Regions from separate parts of the Homo sapiens genome. Here region 2 is linked to region 1. A link is a loop called in an ENCODE intact Hi-C map of the cell type or tissue named here. Cell type or tissue: PC-9. All regions are shown on one strand. Each heading gives the region's core, and the rest is flanking DNA. Links, peaks and the distances in the headings are about the cores only.

What was found. A loop is a pair of places that touch in the nucleus more often than their neighbours do. Peaks named below come from ENCODE experiments on the same cell type or tissue, not always from the same donor. Only the 100,000 strongest peaks of a DNase experiment are listed, where the experiment ranks them.
Region 2: a loop joins it to region 1, with 3 times the contacts of the local background. A loop is called at or near these places in 7 of 110 quality-filtered maps.

The regions. Positions count from the first base shown.
Region 1 is chr1:66,442,683-66,450,465 of GRCh38, forward strand. No RefSeq gene overlaps it. Among named protein-coding and RNA genes, the nearest start is that of SGIP1, 88 kb to the right of the region's middle. RefSeq lists enhancers at 3,899-3,948, 3,959-4,008. In PC-9, for the core only: CTCF peaks have their summits at 3,928 (motif pointing left) and 4,144; no DNase peak of the experiment used is centred there.
Region 2 is chr1:65,684,359-65,689,429 of GRCh38, forward strand. No RefSeq gene overlaps it. Among named protein-coding and RNA genes, the nearest start is that of PDE4B, 110 kb to the right of the region's middle. In PC-9, for the core only: CTCF peaks have their summits at 3,515 (motif pointing left) and 3,714; a DNase peak (open chromatin) is centred at 3,643.

The sequences.
Region 1 (7,783 bases), core at 2,436-4,935:
ATGCATAAAATTATTAAAAATATTGTATAAAATTGCCATTAAGCTGTATGTATGAGACACATAAGACATAAATGAATTTCATGTTTAGACTTGGGGCCCACCCTCAAGATATCTCATTATATATGTCCAAATATTCCAAGAGCTGAAAAATCTCACAGAAACACTTCTGGTCCCAAGCATTTTGGATAAGGAATACTCAATCTCTATATATAATCAAGTATTCTATCATTGCAAAACATATTCTGTGAGCCTGTAGATTGTCTTTTTATTCTCTTTGGAGTGTTTTTTAAGGAGTACAAATTTTAAATTTTGATGAAGTCCAAATTTTTAATTTTTTTTCTTTGGTGAATTGTGTTTTTGATGTCATATCTAAGAAGGTTTTGCCTAACCCAAAGTCACAAAAGTTTCCTATGTTCTAGAGGTTTCACAGCTTTAGGTTTTAAATTTAAATTCATTTTTGTTTATTGTACAAATTATGAATCAAGCTTCATTTTTTGCATACAACTATTCATTTTTTCCAGCACTATTTGCTGAAAAGATCATCCTTTCTCCATAGAATTTCCTTTGTACCTTCACTAGAAATCAGTTGTCTCTCTCTCTATATATATATATGTGTGTGTGTGTGTGTGTGTGTGTGTGTGTGTGTGTGTGTGTGTGTGTAGTTTATTTCTGGACCCTCTATTCTGATCCACTGATTTACTTGCCTATCTTAACACCAATACCATATACTGTTTTGATGACTGTAACTTTATAAGTCATTTTTTTAACTTTTAAGTTCAGGGATACATGTGGAAGTTTGTTACATAGGTACACTCATGTCAGAGGGGTTTGTTGTATAGATTATTTCACCACCCAGGTGTTAAGTCTAATACCCATTAGTTGTTTTTCCTGCTCCTCTCCCTTGCCCCACTTTCTACCCTTAGGTAGGCTCCAGTGTGTATTGTTCCCCTCTATGTGTCCATGCGCTCTCCTCATTTAGCTCCCACTTATAAGTGAGAACATGAGGTATTTGGTTTTCTGTTCCTGAGTTAGTTTGCTAAGGTTGATGACTTCCAGCTCCATCCATGTTCCTGCAAAGGACATGATCTCATTCTTCTTATGTCTGCATAGTATTCCATGGTGTGTACGTAGCACATTTTCTTTATCTAGTCTACTATTCATGGGCTTTTGCATTGGTTCCATGTCTTTGCTGTATAATGTCTTGAAATCATGTAAGGCTACTCCTCCAACTTTGCTCTTCTAATTTTGTTTATTTTTGAGACAGGGCCTCCCTCTATTGCCCAGACTGGAGTGAAGTAACATGATCATGGCTCACTGCAGCCTTGACCTCCCAGGCTCAAGTTTGCTCTTCTTTTTCAAAGTTGTTTTGGCTATTCCAAGTCATTTGCACTTCCATTTGAATTCTATAATCAAATTATTAATTTTCACAAAGCCCTGCTCTGGAAGTCCATCAGGCTCCTCTTGTGTTCCTCCTCCCTGGTCACACCTGGACTTCCTCAAGGCAATAAGCTCTGGCAATGGCTTCAACTTGCTTGCTTCAGGTGTCACTGTCCCTCATTGCCTGATGTCTAGAAACTTCAAAAACTCTTTCACGTATTTTTTTTTCTTTTGTTGTTATTGTTGTTGTTTCAGGCAGGAGGATAAATTCAATCCCTGCTACTCCACCTTCCCTGAAAGTAGACTCGTGTTCACATTTTTCGAAGTATCCTTATATTTTAGATTAACATATTGAGTGATGTACAGATAAAATGACAAGACATCTGGAATTTGCTTTAACATACTACTGACATCTGAAAGTGTGGGGGGCCTAGATGAAACACAATTGGCTCCAAGTTGATAACTCTTCATACTGGGTGATGGGTAAAATGGAGATGAAAGAAAGAGAGAGAGAGAGAAAGAAAGGAAAGGAAGAAAGAAGGAAGGAAGGAAGGAAAGAAGGAAGGAAGGAAGGAAAGAAGGAAGGAAGGAAGGAAAGAAAGTTGGTGTGAGCTTAAAATTTTCCATAAAACAGTTTTCAACATAAAGATCTTGATACTACTGCCTAGCTCAAGGGATTGTTGTGAGGATTAAATGTGGAATTGTATGTAAATTGCCTAGAACTATGCTTAGAACTTAACGAAGAGTAGCTATTAATACTACATAATTGTATAAAACCAACTACCAAATATATATTAAAGAAGTCTGATAAAAATTTCTCCTGAAAAGAGATAACCCTTTAGCTAAGAATGAATGCAGGTCTCTGCTCACCCCCACCACCTTCCTATTCCCTCCCGTGGTGCTGTCTTTCTAATGTCACCCTGAGCTCTGGCTGCCTGGCCCAAATAAGTCAACACGTCAGCATCAGGAAAGAGGTATTTGGAGAAGGATTAGAGAGACAATTTTAAGCTCATACAAACTTTTCTTCTTTCTCTCTTTATTTCTCCCTCCCTCCCACCCTTCTCCCTTCCCTCCCCTCTCCTCCCCTTCCCTCCCCTCCCCTCCCCTCCCCTCCCCTCCCCTCCCCTCCCCTCCCCTCCCTTTCCTTTCCTTTCCTTTCCTTTCCTTTCCTTTCCTTTCCTTTCCTTTCCTTTCCTTTCCTTTCCTTTCTTTTCCTTTCCTTTTTTTTTCTGTGCATTAGTTCCTTCAGGGAGTCTCCCAAACCCACCAACACTAAATTTGGTACCTTTTCTCTGAATTTTCCTGGCACTCTGTCCCTCCTACTGTCAAAGCACTTAAATAGGGCCTGGTAGCTCTCTAGTTTGGAACCTCTCTCCCAATTCCTAAGATTTCCTTACATTTGTTTCCATATCCTTAGAGCCCAGCACATAGTAGACACTCAAAGCATGCTCGTGGAGCTGTTTAACTTCATGGTCCCACCTGTCCATCTTTGCGACCCTCTTCTCTATGTGCTTTGTTTCTTCCTCTGTGGGCTTTGTTCCTGCCTCTGTGGGCTTTGTTCCTGCCTCTGTGCACAGCCTGCTGGGGTGACGCTTTCCTGTTTGAGAGTCTTGACATTCAGTTTCTGTTTATGTACTTACTCAGGCTCATTATAAGAACTGGCTCTTTTCTTTTTCAATTAATTGCACTGCCATGAAAACTCTGTCTCTCCAACCCTTCTCCAAATACCTCTTGTTGCTGTGTTGAGTTATTTGAGCCAGGCAGCAAGAGCTCAGCAAGACAGTAGAAAGACAGAACCAGGAGAGAGAAGAGGAGGGTGCTGGAGATGAACAGAGACTGCAGGGGTCTCCTTTCAGGCTGGTCCAGAGCCCCACATCTCTTAGTATGCACTCAAGTAGACCAGGGTGAAAAATTCAATCATGAAAACGAAAGAACTTAGAACCACAAATGTGAGGGCTAGGAGGGGCATCAACATAACTGAACCTTTCATACTTGCTCCAATCACCAAACACACATGTGCACACACATGTGCAAATGCACGCACACACATGCACACACCTTGTCAGCTGGACTTGTCTCTGAAGTTTCCTTAGGTCATTGTGGAACAAGAGAACAATTTGAAAATCACCGGCCAAGTTGGATATTTTTAATTTGAGGAAAGGCACAGAGATGTTGAGTCTGGTATCCAAATCTCACAATTTCTGGTTTCTTTTCTTTCCATTAATTAATCTACACTGCCACCTCTGACCAAAACAACAACAACCATGCTCCATAGATGTATCTGCATTCTGGATGTCACAGCCATAGAAATCTTCCCAGTGTGAATCAAATATTAGTAGACGTGTTGCTGGAAAAATCACAGCTTTCAAGAATGAATCTGAAAGATTTCAAGCTTTTCTCAGAAAGAAAAGGCCGCGTGATATCCAGATTGAGATTATTTGAAAAGCTGAGACTGGGGAGATGAATCTTCTGCTTGGAAGGCCAGAAAACAACGAAGGCCATTTTGTGTGCCTGAGAGAGAGAGAAAGTGGTTTTACACCACCATCTAGTGGTAGAAAGCAATACTGTCGCTAAAGCTCAAAAAGGGTTCATGATTTTTTTAATTCAACCGACAAGGATTTATTCTAAAGTCTCTGATTTGTCAGAGCTTATACTAGACACTGGGGATATAGCAAATGTTAATTACAAAAATCCATATACCAATTTCAGAAATCTCTCTCCCCCTGTTATTCTTACAAGCATCTCTAGTCTGCGGTCTTCACTACCAGGTCCCTCTCACTCCTGAATCTGTAATCCAAAGTGACCCTCAGACAGCTCAGATACCAGAACATAGAGACCTCTTAAACGCCAAGCTCCTGATGTGGACATTTCTGGGGAAGGGGAGGCTTTCACAAGTTCTCCTTGAATGATAACCATTCAGTTGCTATCAGTCTGAGAATGCAAATATATGTGCTTTCTTGAGTCTTGGAGAATGAGACATCAAGATTCAGGTCATTCTCATGGAATTTTGGAGAAAGATTCTTATGATGGAATAGGACATTATATGATGTCTTGAAAAGGACAGCCTATGATGTTCAGGGCTCAAAAAGTATCTGACCTATAATCCAATGACCTATAATCCAATGATGAATTACACACACACACAATAAACATAATTTTAATGCATTGTTACACTTATTAAAAAGTGAGGGAAAACTTCTGAGGCTCTAAGAGTTAAGTAAATAATAACAGAAGCAATGAACTACAACCTGAGCAGGCAGCCGTAGCAGTAAGCAAGTGAGCAGAGGAGGGAGTTATATGGTGGGATTGTCTGGAAATAAATACTTACATTGCTGCAATCAGCACCTCCAATATAGGTTATTGGATTCTTACAGATTGTATTCCATAAAATATAGCTCATAACGAAAACAGAAAAACCAAAACCAAAGAACACACAAGGAGCACATGAGAGACAGCAGAAATAATACATGAAAGATTAGACTTTCAAAGACCAGATATTGGAGTGATCCGAAAAAGAATGTGAAATGCAAACCAAAAATAAAATTCTAAGTCCCCCCAACCAACTCAATGGACCCCTCCTGTCAGCCAAGGGGATTCCAAAGAAACATAAAATACTAGTTCCAGCCATGATGCGAAGGGCAGGGGAATTGGACATGCCTCATTACACCCTCCTCTCTTTGGAATTCAGGCACAACTGTCCAGCATTAAAATTAAAACAGAGATCTCAAGACTGACAAAACAGACTCTGGTAACATTAAGATACCAACTTCCAACCTGACTCAAGCATAGCATCACATGACAGATAGCAGGGCCTGAAAGAAACAAAAGTATTTTACCCCAAATTATAATTCTTTGCCATATTTTGAAATGGCCCTGCAAAGCTGTCTCCTGTGGGGAAAATTTACATTCTGCAGAGAATCCCCTTCCCTTTCCAGGTATTTTTCTGACCCTGAAGGGATTAGATGAGAGTTTAGCATTTTTAAAGGTATGAATAGGAAATATTAGAATATTAGCCATTTATTACTTCTAAGAGCAGCTGCCTATGAGACTTCACCTACATAATAAGAACTGTGGTCTCCACATCACCTTACGTTAACCCAGACACTCCTTTCTGTTGATTCCAGGTCTTTAGATAATAACTAACTCTTTCAACAAATTGTCAATCAGAAAATCTTTGAATTCATCTATGACCTGTAAGCCCCCACTTCAAGTTGTCTCACCTTTCCAGACCAAAGCAATGTATACCTCATATGTATTGATTGATGTCCTGTGTCTCCCTAAAATGTATAAAACCAACCTGTAACCCAACCACATTGGGCACATGTTCTCAGGACCTCCTGAGGCTGTATCATGGGTCATGGTCTTTGCATTTGACTTAGAAGAAATCTCTTCAAATATTTTACAGAGTTTGGCTTTTTGTCAACAGAAACAACCATGTGTAAAAGGTCAAAAGAAATGGAAAAGGAAATTTTAAAAAAGCAAGAAAAACAGAATGTGAAAACTGGGCTGGGCGCAGTGGCTCATGTCTGTAATTCCAGCACTCTGGGAGGCCAAGGTGGGAGGCCTTGAGCCCAGAAGTTTGAGACCAGCCTAGGCAACATGGTGAGACCCCCATCTCTACAAAAAAAACACATTCAAAAAATAAATACAAAAGTTTAAAAACCAATATGGCAGATTTTAGAAAGAACTAAATAAAACTCGTAGATTTCAAATACACACCCGGATCGCAATGGCTGAATGAAACAGCAAATTAAACAAAGATGAAAAGACTATTAGAGAGTTGGAAAATATAACTTGAATAAATTACCTATAACACAGCCCAGAGATATAAAAGGATAGTATATCCAAACAGATGATCAAGATACATAGATGAGATGATGGAAGCAAATTCTAACGCAACTAATTTGGAGTTACAGGAGTAAAAGTTGGTGCACAAGCAGGAGGAGGGCTTGCAAAGCAGCAGTTAGGAAGGTAGGGCGAGATGGTGAGCTGAAATGATCATGGTGGTTATGACGATGATAAAAAAACTGAGGATTCTGAGGTTAATAGCCATTTTCACTATTTTTAAAGCACATCCCACAAGGAGTAGAGCTGATCAAATGATAAAATGAAAGAAAATACACAAGAGAGTTGCTGCTATTTTTAAACGATGAAACTGAATGAAATGGTGTTTGGGAGGAAGCAAAAACAAACTTAAAAATATACAATCCATAGTGATGGACTTGGGAACATAGGATCAAGAATGCTTTGTACACTTTCTTCTTTGTTTTCTAAAATTTCTACAATAAATAGGTAGACAGGGTCTATTGCTTAGGATTGCAAGCTGTATTAGGTTTGCATGGGAAGAAAAAAATGATTTCTCTGTACCCTTCAGGTTCTTTGGCTGAGCCATGAATTAAATTGACATAAGGCATATTAACAGGTGAAAAATAATTTGAATTGTGTATGTATGCACAGGAGTCCCACAAAAATATGAGACTCAAAGAAGAGCTGAATGATTGATGCTTATATATTATGGAATCCTGAGCTACAGACAGAAAGAGGGGTTTGGGGCTCCTAAGGAGTAGTGGGGACAAGTTATGGAAGGATGAGGGGGGGGAAATGTACAGTGAATAAATGTGGTCTCATTATACAGATAAGGATCTCTCAGGTGGTAAGAGTTGTCTCAGGAGCAGCTCTTTCCTTAATACAGATATCTTTATTAATAAAAATTTTCCTTAGAGATGCACATTTATTTTACAAAAGGGTAGCTATTCAGAGCGCTCTTGCATCTAGTTTCTCAAAATAATCTGCTAATAAATAGCATGCCCAAGAGGAATATTTAGGGGTGATTTGTCCTGAGCTCCAACAGTTTTTTAGAGCTACTGTAACAAAATACCACAAACTGGGTGGCTTAGAACCACGGGCATATTTAATGTCTCACAGTTCTGAAGACTAGAAATCTAAAATCAAGTTGTTGGCAGGGCCACACTCTCTGTGAAGCCTCTCGGGGAAAATCTGTTCCATGTCTGTCTCCTAGTTTCTGGAGTTACCAGTAATCTTCATCACTCTAACCTCTGCCTCCTGCGTCATTACACAGCATCTCCCTGTGTGTCTGGGTCTCTGTGTCTCCTCTCCTCTAACAAGGATACCAGCCTTATTGGATTAGGGACCCACCCTACTCCAGCATGACCTCATCTTAATTATATGTTAACTTAATTACATTTGCAACAACCTTATTTCCAAATACAGTCATATTTGGAGGTTCTGGGAAGCACATGACTTTTAGGGGACACTATCCAACACAGTACATGGGTGTTTGGTTTAAATCTTGGCTCTGCTACCAATTAGCTACGTAAACTTGAACAAGCTAGTGGCTATTTTGAGCACCCTGTTTTCTTATCTGTAAAGTGAGGACAAGAATACT
Region 2 (5,071 bases), core at 2,572-5,071, 760 kb before region 1:
GCTCTTGTAAGGCAGGCCTGGTGGTGACAAAATCTCTCAGCATTTGCTTGTGTAAAGGATTTTATTTTTCCTTCACTTATGAAGCTTAGTTTGGCTGGATATGAAATTCTGGGTTGAAAATTCTTTTCTTTAAGAATGTTGAGTATTGGCCCCCACTCTCTTCTGGCTTGTAGAGTTTCTGCTGAGAGATCCACTGTTAGTCTGATGGGCTTCCCTTTGTGGGTAACCTGACCTTTCTCTCTGGCTGCCCTTAACATTTTTTCCTTCATTTCAACTTTAGTGAATCTGACAATTATGTGTCTTGGAGTTGCTCTTCTCAAGGAGTATCTTTGTGGCGTTCTCTGTATTTCCGGAATTTGAATGTTGGCCTGCTTGCTAGGTTGGGAAAGTTTTCCTGGATAATATTCTGAAGAGTGTTTTCCAACTTGGTTCCATTCTCCCTGTCACTTTCGGGTACACAAATCAGACGTAGATTTGGTCTTTTCACGTAGTCCCATATTTCTTGGAGGGTTTGTTTGTTTCTTTTTACTCTTTTTCCTCTAAACTTCTCTTCTCACTTCATTTCATTCATTTGATTTTCAATCACTGATACCCTTCTTCCACTTGATCAAATCGGCTATTGAAGCTTGTGCATGCGTCATGTGGTTCTCGTGCCATGGTTTTCAGCTCCATCAGGTCATTTAAGGTCTTCTCTACACTGTTTATTCTAGTTAGCCATTCATCTAATCTTTTTTCAAGGTTTTTAGCTTCTTTGTGATGGGTTTGAACATTCTCCTTTAGCTCGGAGAAGTTTGTTATTACCGATCGTCTGAAGCCTTCTTCTCTCAACTCGTCAAAGTCATTCTCCATCCAGCTTTGTTCCATTGCTGGCGAGGAGCTGTGTTCCTTTGGAGGAAAAGAGGCACTCTGATTTTTAGAATTTTCAGCTTTTCTGCTCTGGTTTCTCCCCATCTTTGTGGTTTTTGATGATGGTGACATACAGATGGGGTTTTGGTGTGGATGTCCTTTCTGTTTGTTAGTTTTCTTTCTAACAGTTAGGACTCTCAGCTGCAGGTCTGTTGGAGTTTGCTGGAGGTCCACTCCAGACCCTGTTTGCCTGGGTATCACCGGTGGAGACTGAAGAACAGCAAATATTGCAGAACAGTAAATGTTGCTGTGTGATCCTTCTTCTGGTAGCTTCATCTCAGAGGGGCATCTGGCTGTATGAGGTGTCAGTCGGCCCCTACTGGGAGGTGTCTCCCAGTTAGGCTACTTGGGGGTCAGGGACCCACTTGAGGAGGCAGTCTGTCTGTTCTCAGATCTCAAACTCTGTGCTGGGAGAAGCACTGCTCTCTTCAAAGCTGTCAGACAGGGACGTTTAAGTCTGCAGAAGTTTCTGCTGCCTTTTGTTCAGCTATGCCCTTCCCTCAGAGGTGGAGTCTACAGAGGCAGGCAGGCCTCCTTGAGCAGCGGTGGGCTCCACCCAGTTTGAGTTTCCCAGCCGCTTTGTTTACATACTCAGGCCTCAGCAATGGTGGATGCCCATCCCCCAGGCTCACTGCCACCTTGCAGTTTGATCTCAGACTGCTGTGCTAGCAATGAGTGAGGCTCCGTGGGTGTGGGACCCTCTGAACCATGCACGGGATATAATCTCCTGGTGTGCCATTTGCTAAGGCCGTTGGAAAAGTGCAGTATTAGGGTGGGAGTGTCCCAATTTTCCAGGTACTGTTTGTCACGGCTTCCCTTTGCTAGGAAAGGGAATTCCCTGACCCCTTGTGCTTCCCAGGTGAGGTGATGCCCTGCCCTGCTCATGGGCTGCACCCACTGTCTGACAAGCCCCAGTGAGATGAACCTGGTACCTCAGTTGGAAATGCAGAAATCACCTGTCTTCTGCATTGCTCACGCTGGGAGCTGCAGACTGGAGCTGTTGCTATTTGGCCATCTTGGAACCTCCTCTTATTCACTCTTTCTAAGCATTTTTTTGTACCCATTAACTATCCCCACTTCCCCTCCCCCACTGCCTTCCCAGCCTCTGGTAATCATTATTCTACTCTCTATCTCCATGAGTTCAATTGCTTTAATTATTAGCTCCTCCAAATAAGTGAGGACATGTGAGAACATCTTTCTGTGCCTGGCTTATTTCACTTAACATAATGACTTCCCTTTCCATCCATGTTATTGCAGATGACAGTTTCATTCTTTTTTATGGCTGGGTAGTATTTACTTGATACATTTGTTTCTCATGGGAGTATGGGTTAGAAGTTTTGAAACTAATTAATTTGGATGTTAAGCTTGAACAAAATAAATGAATGAATAAATAAATAAATAAACACATTGTAAATGATCAAAGCTAGGTTTCTCAGAGTGGAAGAATGAAGTGTCGAAAATGAAAGTCAGGAGGGTTAGATGGAATCTAACCTTGATGCTCTTACCTTGCTAGGGTTTTCTGTGTTTTGGCTCCTCCCTGAACTTTCAGCCATCCCTGCAGGGCTGAGCCACACACAGTGACTCTCCACTTATTTGCTTCTCTTTTAGTGGTAGGCTGCTCTTGTTTGTGACTGGATTCTGAGTTCATGGTGGACATTCTCTGTTGTCTTGAATCAGCCTCAGTCTTAGTCATTTAGACCCAGTGCCTGGGTCTTGAGAGTGGGGCTCTCTGGGCATGCTATATTGATTTTACTACTTCTGTTGCTTTCCTGCTATACCTGTACTGTCCATTTCCAGAGAGCTGCACCAACCAGTGTCTTACTTATATTTGGACCTACAGTGTCTGTGATAATGCCTGGTACATAATAGACCTTTGGTAAATTTCTATTGCATGTAATTGAACGAAGTCGATTTGAGTGAAATGTTTAGGAAAACGAAGCGTTGACATTGCTTGTATTTCACAAGATAGTTAAAAATGAATTAACGAGGAAAATTCTGGTTTGAGAATCATTTTCTCTACCTCTTTATAACTATTTGAAATGACAGCATTCCCCATAATAGATTCTCTTTATTTGCCTCACTTCTCTTCGTAGGGGTGAGATAACTGAAATGTGCTGAGGAATTTCCATGTGGCAAGTGTCATGCTGGTCTTTTAAACACACATCCTCATTTAAATCCTGATGATGCTTAAAATCTCCACTGAGAAAATAGGGGACTTAGTAACTTTTCAAATAACTCAGAAGTAGTACGTAAAAGAGGCAGACTAGGAGTCTAGGCCTGAAGGCATGTAAATATCAAAACCAGCTTGTCAAACAGTGTGCTTCTCATAGAAAGATTACTTCTTAACTTGGAGATGAGAACTTTTCATGCTGTACAAACTCGCATGGACAGTGGGTGAGGACAGACTTCTAGGCTCTAAATCTCCAAGGGGTCAGGAAACAACCATGGGGTGGCCAATCGGAGTTGAACCCATTAAGTTACTTGTGAAGTGAAGAAAACATATCAATCAAATTTTTAAAAGTATAGTGTTTGCAATCTCTTGTCTTTCCAGAGCTCCCGACAACCGTCCTTCTGCTTTGCCTTGTGCTCTGCTGCCACCTGCTGGTCATCTCAGAGAAGGCAGAAGGAAACTTTGGGCACAGGGTCAGTGCTCTGGGATCTTTGCCAGTGCAGCCCTGCAGAGTGACTACGGTGACATCTGCAATTGTTTTCTAGGAGCTTGTGTTGACATTCTTGGCTTATCTCAATTCTTTCATTATCTGAAAAGTTTTGAGTAAAAGACCTGTGCCCTAAGGTCTGAAGTTCCAGCCTTCAAACAGGATGTGGGCAGAGGCCTCCCCTTGCTTCGGTAATAAAGTAGATGGATGGCTGATAGGGAGGGCCCAGCAGTCCCTGACGGGGAAATAGTAGGCATTTTCCAAATGAGAGCTCTTCCCTCTCCCCCTCCCTTCACCAGAGGCCCCTCAGGAGATGCTTGGCTCCTGAAGTCCCTGAAGTTGGAGCACATTTAGAAGCTAAAATAGTACCAAGATTTGGGTCTTCTCACTTGCAATTCAGGACTCCTCTGGCTAACGAAATTCTGCGTATGGACTTAAGCAAGAGAGAGCCCCCTAATATGGGAGTAGGTACAGAATTATAAAGTCTGCAGACACAGCAGGCAGGCGGCGGCTGACCTTACTATGCTGGGACTTTAAACAAGTGTTGCTAAGGTCAGCAGAGCATCCAGACACCAAATTGTGCAGTAGGATAGGAAACTATCTGTTAATGACTTTAGAAGTCTATCATTATTTTTCCACCATAAATCTTGGAAAAAACATTAGAAATAATGTATGTGTGCACATAGTCACACATATACAAAGAATGTAAAGAATATAAAATTTGTGATGAAAGGCTAAATACCAACAGTAGTTATCTGAAGGTGATTAGTGCTTTTCCTTATCTGCATTTTATAGTTTTTTTTTAAATGGTGAATATTTATTACTTAGTATCTTTTAAATTAAAAAAAGAAAGAGTGTCTCTTAATCAGAGACTCTGGCTGTATACATCTGGGACTTTTGGTTGTAAGTAGAATGGACCAGAATCTCCAAGGCAGGAGATGGGAAACAGAAAAGAAAGGTCAGCTCTGTTTTATTCTTGCAGCTCGCTCACCCCAGCAGTTTGAAGATAGAGGACAGGGCTATTTGGCTTCTCTGATGTCGTCACTCACTTGGCTGGGATGACATATGGCTGGTGCTGGAGTCCAGAGATCTGGCACTGGCTGTTGTTCTTATTCATCCTTAATCCTGCATCACCCTTCATCTCTGGCCACTACTTCTGTCCTAGTCCTCCCCTATCATGGTAATTGTCTTGTCCTCATTCCAATCTCTCTTTCTACCACCACACAAAATTTTGACAAGCAAGTGGCTAGAAACCGACATTGTTTGTTCAGTATTAAGTCAAAGGAGAAAAGGAGGAGGAACACAGAGGTGTGGTTTTGTTGTTGTTGCTTTTTTTTTTCTTGCCACTGGAAAGATTTGTGCACACTGACATTTAAAACTTATTAACCAGCCAGGAGTGGTGGCTCACTCCTGTAATCCTAGCGCTTTGGGACGCTGAGGTGGGCAGATCACTTGAGGCCAGGAGTTCGAGACCAGCCTGGCTATAATGGTGAAACCTCTTCTGTAGT